Linked DNA regions of Homo sapiens: regions 2 and 3 are each linked to region 1. A link is a contact called in ENCODE Hi-C or POLR2A ChIA-PET data. All regions are on one chromosome and are shown on one strand. The core of a region is the stretch at or near the end of the contact, and the rest is flanking DNA. Distances in the headings are between cores, read along the strand shown.

Region 1 (3,109 bases), core at 230-2,729:
CCCAATGAATTTCCATGCCGCTTTTTTGACAGCTGCCTTCAAACCCGAAACCAAAACAATATTTCCTAAAACGAAAACGCTCCCTCAAGCGACATTATCCCCCAGTTTAAGTTGCAAATAACCCAGCCACATTAATTGGCCCTAATGAACCATGCCAGAGGGTCTTAAGTGGTATTACAAGGTTGCAATTATCAAGTCTGCAACCCCAAACGTCAAACTAGCACTTGTAAAAATCGCAGCACAAAACCATTACGGTTACAGGGGGTCTTTTTCTAAAAGGGGCCACTTAGAAACCTCAGGCGCGAATTAACAACAAACGCTAAAGAGCAAGCCCTTGCGGGGCGGGGGTGGAGAAGAGAAAAAAGTGCGAGGTTAAAAGAGAAGTACGTCCAGACCTGTTGAGTTCTCTCTCCGACACGCCCACTTCTAACAGATAACGCCGGCCCCGGCCGCAGTCTCCAAGTTGCGGGCTGTCAGCCCCCCGCGTGTGCACCCTCACGCGCCCCGCACGCCCTCCTCAAGCCAGGCGCCGCCGGGGCCTCCCCGGAGCCCGGGCTCGCGCTCGGGCGCGCCGGGGTGGCGTGCAAATATTCGGGCGAGTAAAATTCAGACGCGGCTTAGCGTTCACCACGAAAACGGGTGTCGGGCGACCCCCTTGGAGGGAAAGGGGACACTAGGGGGAGAAAAGAGGCCAGGATTCCCGCGAGGAATGAGAGGCTCGAAGCCCCCGGCAGTTCGACAGGGCTCCGCTCGCCGTCCGAGGTCAGGTTCCTCCCCCTCGGCCCGGCCAGGGGACGCCTGCGGAGGGAGAGGAAGAGGCCAGCGCTGTCACCCGCGCGCTGCCCTTTCGTCACCGTCGCCCGGCCCTTGCCAGCCCCCCACCCCCACTCCCCGAGGCTAATAAAAGTTTGTAGGCTCCCGCGGCGGCCCCCGAGTTGTCTCCGGTCCCAGCGGCACCTCGGGGGAGCGAGCGCGCCCCGGCCCCCTCCCGCCTCGCTTCTTACCTCTGGCAGAGGAGCCGCTCGCCCGCCACCGTCCGCAGTTCCCGCCGCAGCCGAGATAAACAACTTAGCTTGTGAACGCAGAAGGAGCAGGAGGGAAATATATTTTTTTTTTCTAAAAAAAGGAAGTAAACAGCCGCCCCTTTCTCCATGGGTGGGGGGAGAGCCCCTATTTAAGAAAGTCTCCCATTGCCCAGCTGACAAGCCAGCCCTCCGCCCCGCGCCGGGCTCCGCGGGTCGAGGTTCCGGGCGCGCGTGCCCCGTCCCGGTCCCAGCTGCTTCGGCCGCTCCGGCTGCGGCGTCTCCTTCCACCCACAGAATCCGTCCCCGACGGGCAGGCGGTGACTCGGGCTCCCGTCACAGACACGAGCTCGCAAAATGGAGGAGGCGGCGGCGGAGGGAAGAGAGCGCGGACACGCGAAAGGGCAGCCCGGCCTGGGCGAGCGAGCGGGACCGAGCGGGGAGCGGGTGGAGGCGGCGCCACGGCGCGCACACACTCGCACACACGCGCTCCCACTCCACCCCCGGCCGCTCCCCGCCCGAGGGGCCGCGCGGCGGCCGCGGGGAACGATGCAACCTGTTGGTGACGCTTGGCAACTGCAGGGGCGCCCGCGGTCCCTGCCCCCACGCCCTCCGCGCGGGCCCCGCCACCCCGGCCCCGACGGCGCCTGCACGCCCGCGTCCCCTGGCGTGGCCGCCCCGCCCGGTGCGCCGCGCTTCGCCCCCCGCCCCCAACTCCCCAGGAAAAAGGGTGGCGGCGGCAGCGGCGGGGGCCGACCTGGTCTCTCTGGGGCGGCGTTAAGAGGGCCACCGAGTTTCTCCAGTTTCTTTTCTCGCTACCTCCTTCCCGCCCCCGCCCAGCTCCGCGGCTCCAGACCCACTCGGGAGCTCGCTCTGCCCCTTGGCGGCAAGCGCCGCCAGTGCCCCTGCGGGTGACAGCGGGCGGGCCACAAGAGCCGGGGCGCCTCCCGCGGCTGAGCTGCGTGAGTGGCCCGCGCCGCCGCCGCCGGGCCGAGTTGCGTGAAGTGTGTCACTTCGAAAGGGGCTACGGGGTTGCACGGAAACGGTGCCGCAGCGTCTCGGCCGCGCTCGGGGCCGGGCGGCCTGACACGCCCTCTGGGGAGGCTTCAGGGAAGGGACGGGATAGCGGGGGTCGGCGCATACGTACTTTGGGCCCGGGGGGAGTCGCGTGCCGGCAGGTCCCCCACCACCGCATCATCTGGGCGGCCGGGTCTTCAGCTGCCGCCGCCGCGCTCTCGCACTGGGAGAGAAGTTGCAAAGCAGAACCCACCCTCCCCCGCGCCCCGACCGTCCCCCACCCTCTTCCCCGAGTCTGCGAGGCGGCGGCGGCGGCAGAAGGAGGCGCCGCCTGCCAAGTTCAACCCCCACCCCTCCCGCCCAATGTGCTCACACTCGAAGGAAGTTGCACGCCAAATGCAAAACCTCCAGCGAGCTGGATTTCTTTGCACTTTTTTTTTATTATTATGATTAAGGAAAGCAGGGGGCGGCAGGCTTAAAAGCAAGTTGCAGGCGAAATAGTAAGTTGCTGGCGAAATATAGCCCCCCTTCCGAAACTCCTGACCTCTTCTTCCACCCCGGCCAGGGCCCGCGTCCAAGTTCCCGGTGCAGGCCCCACCCCCGAATCTTGACATTTGCTGCCCTCGACTCTGTGCGTTGCTCACCCTATCACGTTCATAGGACCCCTGCCCCTACAAATAAAACAAAATACAGGCAGCTTTAAAATGCCAGCGTTCAACTCCCTACAGATGTTCCTGTTAGGAGCTTCCCCCTCAGTCCAAGGGGAAGGGAACTCGTGGTCCGTCCTGAGAAAGGAGAGGGCCGTGGGGCGAGGGGTGCCCGTGCGGGAAGCCCCCGCCCCAGCTCCCTTCCCCAGCTCGCCGCGTCGGGAAGGCTTGGACGATGCCGGGACCGAGCCTCCTACCTTGTGCGGCACAGATTATGATTTTTGTGACTCTGGGAAAGGTTGTGCTGTGTGGGTTTAGGGTTTGGGGAGGTAACTTTTGCGCCCCCACAGGTGACATCGCTTGCCAGCTCCTGACACGGGCGGGGGCTGCCGCAGCTCCACCTAATCCTGCTCGGGCGCTCGG
Region 2 (3,109 bases), core at 446-2,945, 1.4 Mb before region 1:
CTAGGGCAAACCCATCCATCTCTGAAAGAAATAATCAGGACATTTGTCTTGAGGAGCTGGGGTCAAAATATCTTTCTGAAAAAGCAACATTTTGATTTTTTCCAAAAGAAATTAGAACTGTTTTTTATTTAGGTCCTGTGTTTAATTAAGCCTTACAGAAAATTACCTAAGTGACTATCTTTTCAATTCTCCCAAGGATGGTACTTAGCTGGTACCCCTCTAGATGCAGAGAAGAGAAATTAATTCATTACATAAAATGAATGCCTTAGGGTATCAGGACTTAATTCTGTTAAGAAACCCTGGTGGACAGGGCTGACTTAGGATGTAGCCTAAAAATCAAATTCTTCCTGCCAACCAAGATCCCTTCTGCTCCAGGATTCTGCAGGGACAGGCAGCGACTAAACCAACCCATAAGGGAAGCTGGGTCCTTTGTATGTGGAAGGGGCAGGAAGGTGCTCTCTCAGCACCAGTACCCCAGAGCCCCCGTGAAGTCCCTTGGCTGAGTGAGCCGGTGTACCTGGCCCCTGTTGCCTACTCTCTCCACCCTTATCCACGGCACCCTCTCCATCCAAGAACGCACCAGTGGGGAGCCCCAGGGTGAAGTACTTCTCTGGCCCTGGGTTAAACTGGATGATGCGGTTCCTGATGTATTTAGCCGCCCACTCGCTCGCCTGAGAATAGTGCTCCAGGATGATGAGCTTCATCTTGTCCTGCAGTGGGGGAGAGGGGATGACAGAAAGGAATCAATGGTAAGGGGCAGAGAAAGAGATGGAGGTGGTGGGAGAAGCTTCTCTTACCCAGCAACAATCCCCTTCCCAAGCTGTCTGAGCCAGGAAAAAGGCCTTTCTATTCACAGAGGAGCTAAGAGGCTAGGCCAGTCGTCTCCACCACCCACAGACCACGAGGAGGCGCCACTGGGGGCAGATCTGGGTTCTAATCTCAGCTCCTTCACTTACCACCTGCAGGACCTCGGTCAAAGGACCTAAGTTCTCTCTGAGCCGTTTCCTCCTATGTAAAAATTGGGACAATAGTACCTACTTCACAGACTTCACGACGGGTAATATGAAATGAGAGAATGCATGTAAACAACTTAGTATTTTCTACGTTGGCTGTTACCATCCAGATAGATGCTCGGCTCAGCCCCGCCTCCCTCATCCCTGCCCCTACCGGAACGGGATACCCTACCCCCTCCCCGCCGTCTACCCCAAGACTCTTCCTCCAGAAGTAGAGAGGTCATGGGATCATGCTGGGCCACTAGAGCAGGTGGGGCAATGAGCTCTGCCTGGGGAGCTGTGTGCTCTCTCTGGACTAGCGGAGGGGTCTTCCTACTGGCCCACCTTGCTTTGCGAACCCCTCTGGGTCTTCAGTTTCCCCCAAAGCACAAAAGGGAAAAGGTAATCGCTCCAGAAGGAGGACATTTTGTTCCCCCAGCACTGCGGTTAGTGGGAGTGTGAAGGAAAGAGGCGAAGGTGGCCCGCGCGGTCGTCGGTGGGGTACAGCGTGTCCCCCACCCCCATTACCACCCCATCGCCCCTCCGATCCCTCCTGGAAAATGTGTGAGGGCGGCTCCCCGGGGTCCCGACCCCGAGTGCCGTAGGGCTGGGGCAGCGCTCCGCGCTCCGGCCCGCGAGGAAGGTCCCCGCCAGCCCTGCTACCCACTTACACGGACGCCTCCCGCGGCGGCTGCAGCGACTGCGCCGGCGGCCCGGCCCCGCGCGGGTCACGTGGCTGCGGGTCACGCGGCGCCGCGTGCGCCGCCCGCCGGGCTGACTCAGCTTGGCCGCAGCTACCCGGACCGACTCTCCCAGGTGGAGGAGTTCCGGCCACTCAGTCCCACCTCGGTCCCTGGCCCCGGCAGGCCCTGGAACAGACCTTAAAAAACACTTTCCCTTGGGAGGCGGGGATTCGAGTCTGGTTTGTGTGTGTGTGTGTGCAAGAGGAGGGAGACTTGAGGGGCGCCGGGTCGCCCCCAGGAATACAACCCCCTGGACCTTGGGGCTGGGGCCGGGGGGTTTTAGTGCAGGGGTTGAGCTGGGGGCAGGCAAAGCAGAATCGCTTCCTCAGTCTCCTAGGGTTGGGCCTGGCTCTGCCTTCAGTTTCTTTCTTTGTTTAGATGCCATTTATTTACCCAAGTATTAAAACTTGTGTTGTTTAAAGTACAATTGGGCTTTTTAATGTCCTTTTTTAAAGATCAAACTTTGCAGCATTATATAATAGAGAAAAAGGCAGGCCCCTGGTTTCCCCAACTCCCCACACCAAGATAACCATTGCTTAGTTTAAGAGTACATTCTGAATTGCTTTCTTTGAATATGCTTACACTGTTATTTTACATAAATGGGAACACATACACATGAGGCTTATATATATCAAGGCTCGGATATTTGACCTGCATTATTTCACTTAATCCTTATTAAGCTCCAGTGAGGTAGGTTTGCCGTTACTTTTTAACAGGTGGAGAAACTGACGCTTGGAGAGAAAAATTAACTTGGCCAGAGGCACAAGTGGTTTCCCTTGTGCCTTCAATTCAGGGGGATCTGTCCAAATCCAAAATCCATGCTTTTTACCGCTAGCGGGCACTGCCTCCCAGCTGGTATGACTGGATTTGGGACGCTTCCATATCAGAAAAAGAGATCCATCTTATTCTTTCCAGTCAACATTAGAGTGTTCCAGACTTCTAGGGACACTTGGGAACTTTCCATGCGGAGGCTGGAGGAAGGACTTGAGTGCTGGTCATCAGTAACATCTTCCATTACATAGGGTTTTGCCAGAGCTTTGTGCGCATTATTTCATAGAATCCCGCCCAATCGTCAGATATGATTACCGCCATTTTATTGATGTGGAAACTGGGGATCAAAGGCGTACAGAGACTTGTGATATATGACCTCATAGTCTGACATCCCGGACTTTAGTCAGTGCTAGGGAGCAGTGGTGAGACCTTCTGAATCAGCCTAGTTTTCCTCCAGCAGCAAAAGGCCAAAGGAATCCTGGCTTTATGCCCACGGGACAGGGCCTTCCTCAGTCAGCCGGGTGGCCACGTTCTGCAATTCTGCTGAATCTGCTCACTGTGGACAGCCCCAGGCGCTCACCCAGCCCTTGGGCCCAACTGCAG
Region 3 (3,109 bases), core at 206-2,705, 1.3 Mb before region 1:
GTGAAGATGGTAAACATCTAGAGTTTTTATTGATTACAATTTTCTCATATATACAGAAACCTCAGGGTGTGTTCTAAACACAGTTCTCTTTTAAAATACATAATTAACTAAACTTCAAAATTAGAAGCTAAGACAATAATCATATTAATATAACCTCTACACTGCCAACTTGGAAAGGCAATGAAGAAGAAATGGGAATTGCAACAAGCTTCAGAGATGGAAGATTTTGTTTTTCTCTGTAGGACATGTGGGTAGAAGCAATTGCAGATGGCTGGGTGTGAAAGAAACAGACCTTGCAAGCCTGCTATATAGCTATACTGTGCTACATGGCATTGGGAGGTAATAAGATTTAAAAGACAAATACTCTTGTCTTCACAAAGCTTATAATTTAGTTGTGCAATACTGGGTAAGAAAGCTGGCTTAATGGAGTTGTATTCCAGCTTCACCCCTTAGTAGCTCTGTGTCATTGGGTGAGATATTTAATTTCTTTGGGCATAACTTCCTCATCTGTGAAACACTGATAATTGTATCTCCTATATGGCAGCTATGCCAGCCTCCTTTCTGTTCTTCCACAAGACAATCTCTCTCTGGACCGCCCTTTGCACCTGTTCCTGTGGTCGGGAAAGCCTTTAGCATGGCCAAACCCTTCAAGTTTTGACTTCATGTCACCGAGTCAGGGAGCTTTTTTGGAAAATATTGTTTCCGATTCCGCAGATGAGGCTGTTAAAATACTAAAGGATGGCATAAACATGAGGATGCTATTATAATCATCCACCCTAAGTAGGATTTGAGATCCAAGCAGTTCTCAAGGATTTAGGGTTAGCAAACTTTTTCTGTAAAATGTCAGATAGCAAGTATTATAGGGTTTGCAGGCCATACCAAACAAATGGGTGCTGCTGTGTTCCAATAAAACTTTATTTATGGACACTGAAACTTGAATTTCATGTACTTTTCACAGTCATGGTGGCAGACCGGATTTGGCCCCCTCCCTGTCGCTGGCTGACCCCTGGTTTATGAGTACGGCAGATAAAAGAAGGGAGTGAATAAGAACCACGATTCTGCTGCCAGACACGAGGGATCAGGTCGCTGCTGTGAAGATTGTCAACCTCTCTGGTTGCCAACGACCTCGAGAATGGGGTTGTGGTCCCTGCGTCAGGGCGGTTGTGCTGAAGGCTGGATGAGGGCACGTAGGTGAAGCTCAGTGCTTGGCACGAGGTGCTCATCAGCAGCATCGCCCTTGCTTTGGGCTGGCCTGTTAGTAATTCGTTTTTAGTGGAATCGAATACAACACTTGAGCCTCGGAGGCTCAGGTCGTCGGAGCAACTACACCAGGGCCGGTGCACCTCGGGGCGGCGGCGCAGGACTAGGCTAGGCCGGGCCGGGCCGGGCAGGGCGGCGCGAGTCGGGGGTGGGGCGGCGGCGCAGCGCCGTCGTCGTAGTCCCCGCCTCTTCCCCAGGGGCCGCGTCGGAGCCTCGGCGGCGGCGGCGGTGCTTACAGCCTGAGAAGAGCGTCTCGCCCGGGAGCGGCGGCGGCCATCGAGACCCACCCAAGGCGCGTCCCCCTCGGCCTCCCAGCGCTCCCAAGCCGCAGCGGCCGCGCCCCTTCAGCTAGCTCGCTCGCTCGCTCTGCTTCCCTGCTGCCGGCTGCGCCATGGCGTTGGCGTTGGCGGCGCTGGCGGCGGTCGAGCCGGCCTGCGGCAGCCGGTACCAGCAGGTAAGCGGCGCCCGACTCCAGCCCCGAACTCCGGTCCCTGGCTCTGCCCTGCCCGCTGGCCGCCTCAGGCCTCTCTGGCCGGCCCGCGGCCAACTCGACGCCGGGGCTTGGCAGGCCGCGCTGGGCCTGGAGGGGCGGGTCGGGCCCCGGGCTCGGATTCGAGGCTGCCACGGGCCCGGCCTGCCCGTCTGCGACCCCAGGTGGGACTCCGGCGGTGGAAAGTCCTCCTCCCGGCCTCGTTTCCCGCATTTCCCAGGGCGGGCGGGTCCCTGAGTCAGAACCCGCGACCCACAGGCGGCATCGATCTGAGGCATTCGTTTTTCATTTTTCCACCTTTGGTTTGATGTCATTGGAAAAGAAAGAAAGAAAAAAGCATGAAACGGAAACTGGGTGGAGAGAAAAGATTAAAATCTCTGCTGCTGCCGATAGCTCCCCACAGCAAGATGCTATTGCTCAGGGTTTCAGAGCCTAGTTTGTCGAAACCCATCCCCCTCGCCTCCGTTTTAAGACAAAAGTAAAAAATGAAGCAAGAGACAAGCCCGCAGTTTGCAGTAGATTTGGAAGAGGCGATGTTTGGCTGTGGTGATGCCCCAAAAGGGAGAGCTACGATGAAGTCTGCAGGGCGTGTGCCGGGTGTATTTTAAATGCTTGGAAGTGACGTTTTAAGAGATTTGATGGCATAGCTGGGGAGGAAATGTATAGGAAATGATTGGATCATTTTCTCGGGTTTGATTTAATACATTGAGGCCCCAGGGAAAAGAGCTGCTTGTTTCACTCCGCGTCTGTAGCTAAGTTCCCCCAGGAAATTTAGAGACCTTCTGCAGGGTTTTTGGAAGTGTTAATCTAACATACAGTAATGGTGGGAATTGAGCCAGGTGGTAAACTGATGTTGATTGGAACCGCAAATAACGGCTTGTGTTTGTCATGTTTCAGATGCTTTCGGTGCATACAGATGTCAATCCTCCTTTTATCAAATAAAATGTCCTATCTTAGACGATCTACAATTTTATATTTTAGAAGTAAGGAAAGCCAGCCAGTACGATGAAAACGTAGATTAACCCTGGTGCGGCCGGCCGGTTACTGGTTTGTTTTGCTATCATCAGCCATGTGTTGCAATCCGTCCCCACTCAGGCTTGGACTCCCAAAATGACTAGTTAAGAATTTCACTTCTTGGTTTTATAAACACGGCCCAAATTGTGGCAATGCAGTTAATCCTTAGATCTCTTCAGAGCACATGGATCTAGCACATGCTTTTTTTCTATGACCTTGGGCAGCCTGCGGGTTCCTTACTGCTTTAATAAAATGGGAATAACAGATGCCACTTAACTGTCACCACAGTGTTTGCAAATCACCCCTACTGTATACTGTCATCTGATTTCATCCTTTTCATCCTGA

The links. A loop is a pair of places that touch in the nucleus more often than their neighbours do. ChIA-PET counts read pairs that join two places held with the same protein, here RNA polymerase II (POLR2A). Pooled maps may share reads with other maps.
Region 2: a pooled map shows a loop between it and region 1 (16-fold over the local background). The contact joins the promoter of GNPDA1 here to the promoter of NR3C1 in region 1. A Hi-C loop is called at or near these places in 1 of 37 single-sample maps with no recorded cell type and 6 of 50 pooled maps. POLR2A ChIA-PET finds 5 or more read pairs at or near these places in 1 of 52 experiments (activated naive CD4-positive, alpha-beta T cell).
Region 3: a loop to region 1 is called in a map of CD8-positive, alpha-beta T cell, with 5 times the contacts of the local background. The contact joins the promoter of NDFIP1 here to the promoter of NR3C1 in region 1. A Hi-C loop is called at or near these places in 1 of 168 maps with a recorded cell type or tissue (CD8-positive, alpha-beta T cell) and 8 of 50 pooled maps. POLR2A ChIA-PET finds 5 or more read pairs at or near these places in 1 of 52 experiments (T-cell).

Annotation. Positions count from the first base shown.
Region 1 is chr5:143,402,207-143,405,315 of GRCh38, forward strand. It overlaps NR3C1 (nuclear receptor subfamily 3 group C member 1), which reads right to left and starts at 1,480. Exons shown (of 9, transcript NM_000176.3): 1 at 1,005-1,480. It overlaps LOC128966704, which reads right to left. Exons shown (of 2, transcript XM_054328421.1): 2 at 2,460-2,710. The coding sequence ends at 2,680. RefSeq lists silencers at 476-575, 786-865, 1,106-2,375 and enhancers at 2,381-3,109, 2,426-2,495, 2,536-2,675, 3,076-3,109.
Region 2 is chr5:142,011,332-142,014,440 of GRCh38, forward strand. GNPDA1 (glucosamine-6-phosphate deaminase 1) reads right to left here and starts at 1,696. Exons shown (of 7, transcript NM_005471.5): 1 at 1,664-1,696; 2 at 581-710. The coding sequence starts at 704. RefSeq lists silencers at 821-880, 1,552-1,821 and a cis regulatory region at 2,963-3,109.
Region 3 is chr5:142,107,324-142,110,432 of GRCh38, forward strand. NDFIP1 (Nedd4 family interacting protein 1) reads left to right here and starts at 1,456. Exons shown (of 8, transcript NM_030571.4): 1 at 1,456-1,714. The coding sequence starts at 1,652. RefSeq lists an enhancer at 1,207-1,708 and silencers at 1,286-1,555, 1,616-1,745, 1,816-1,885.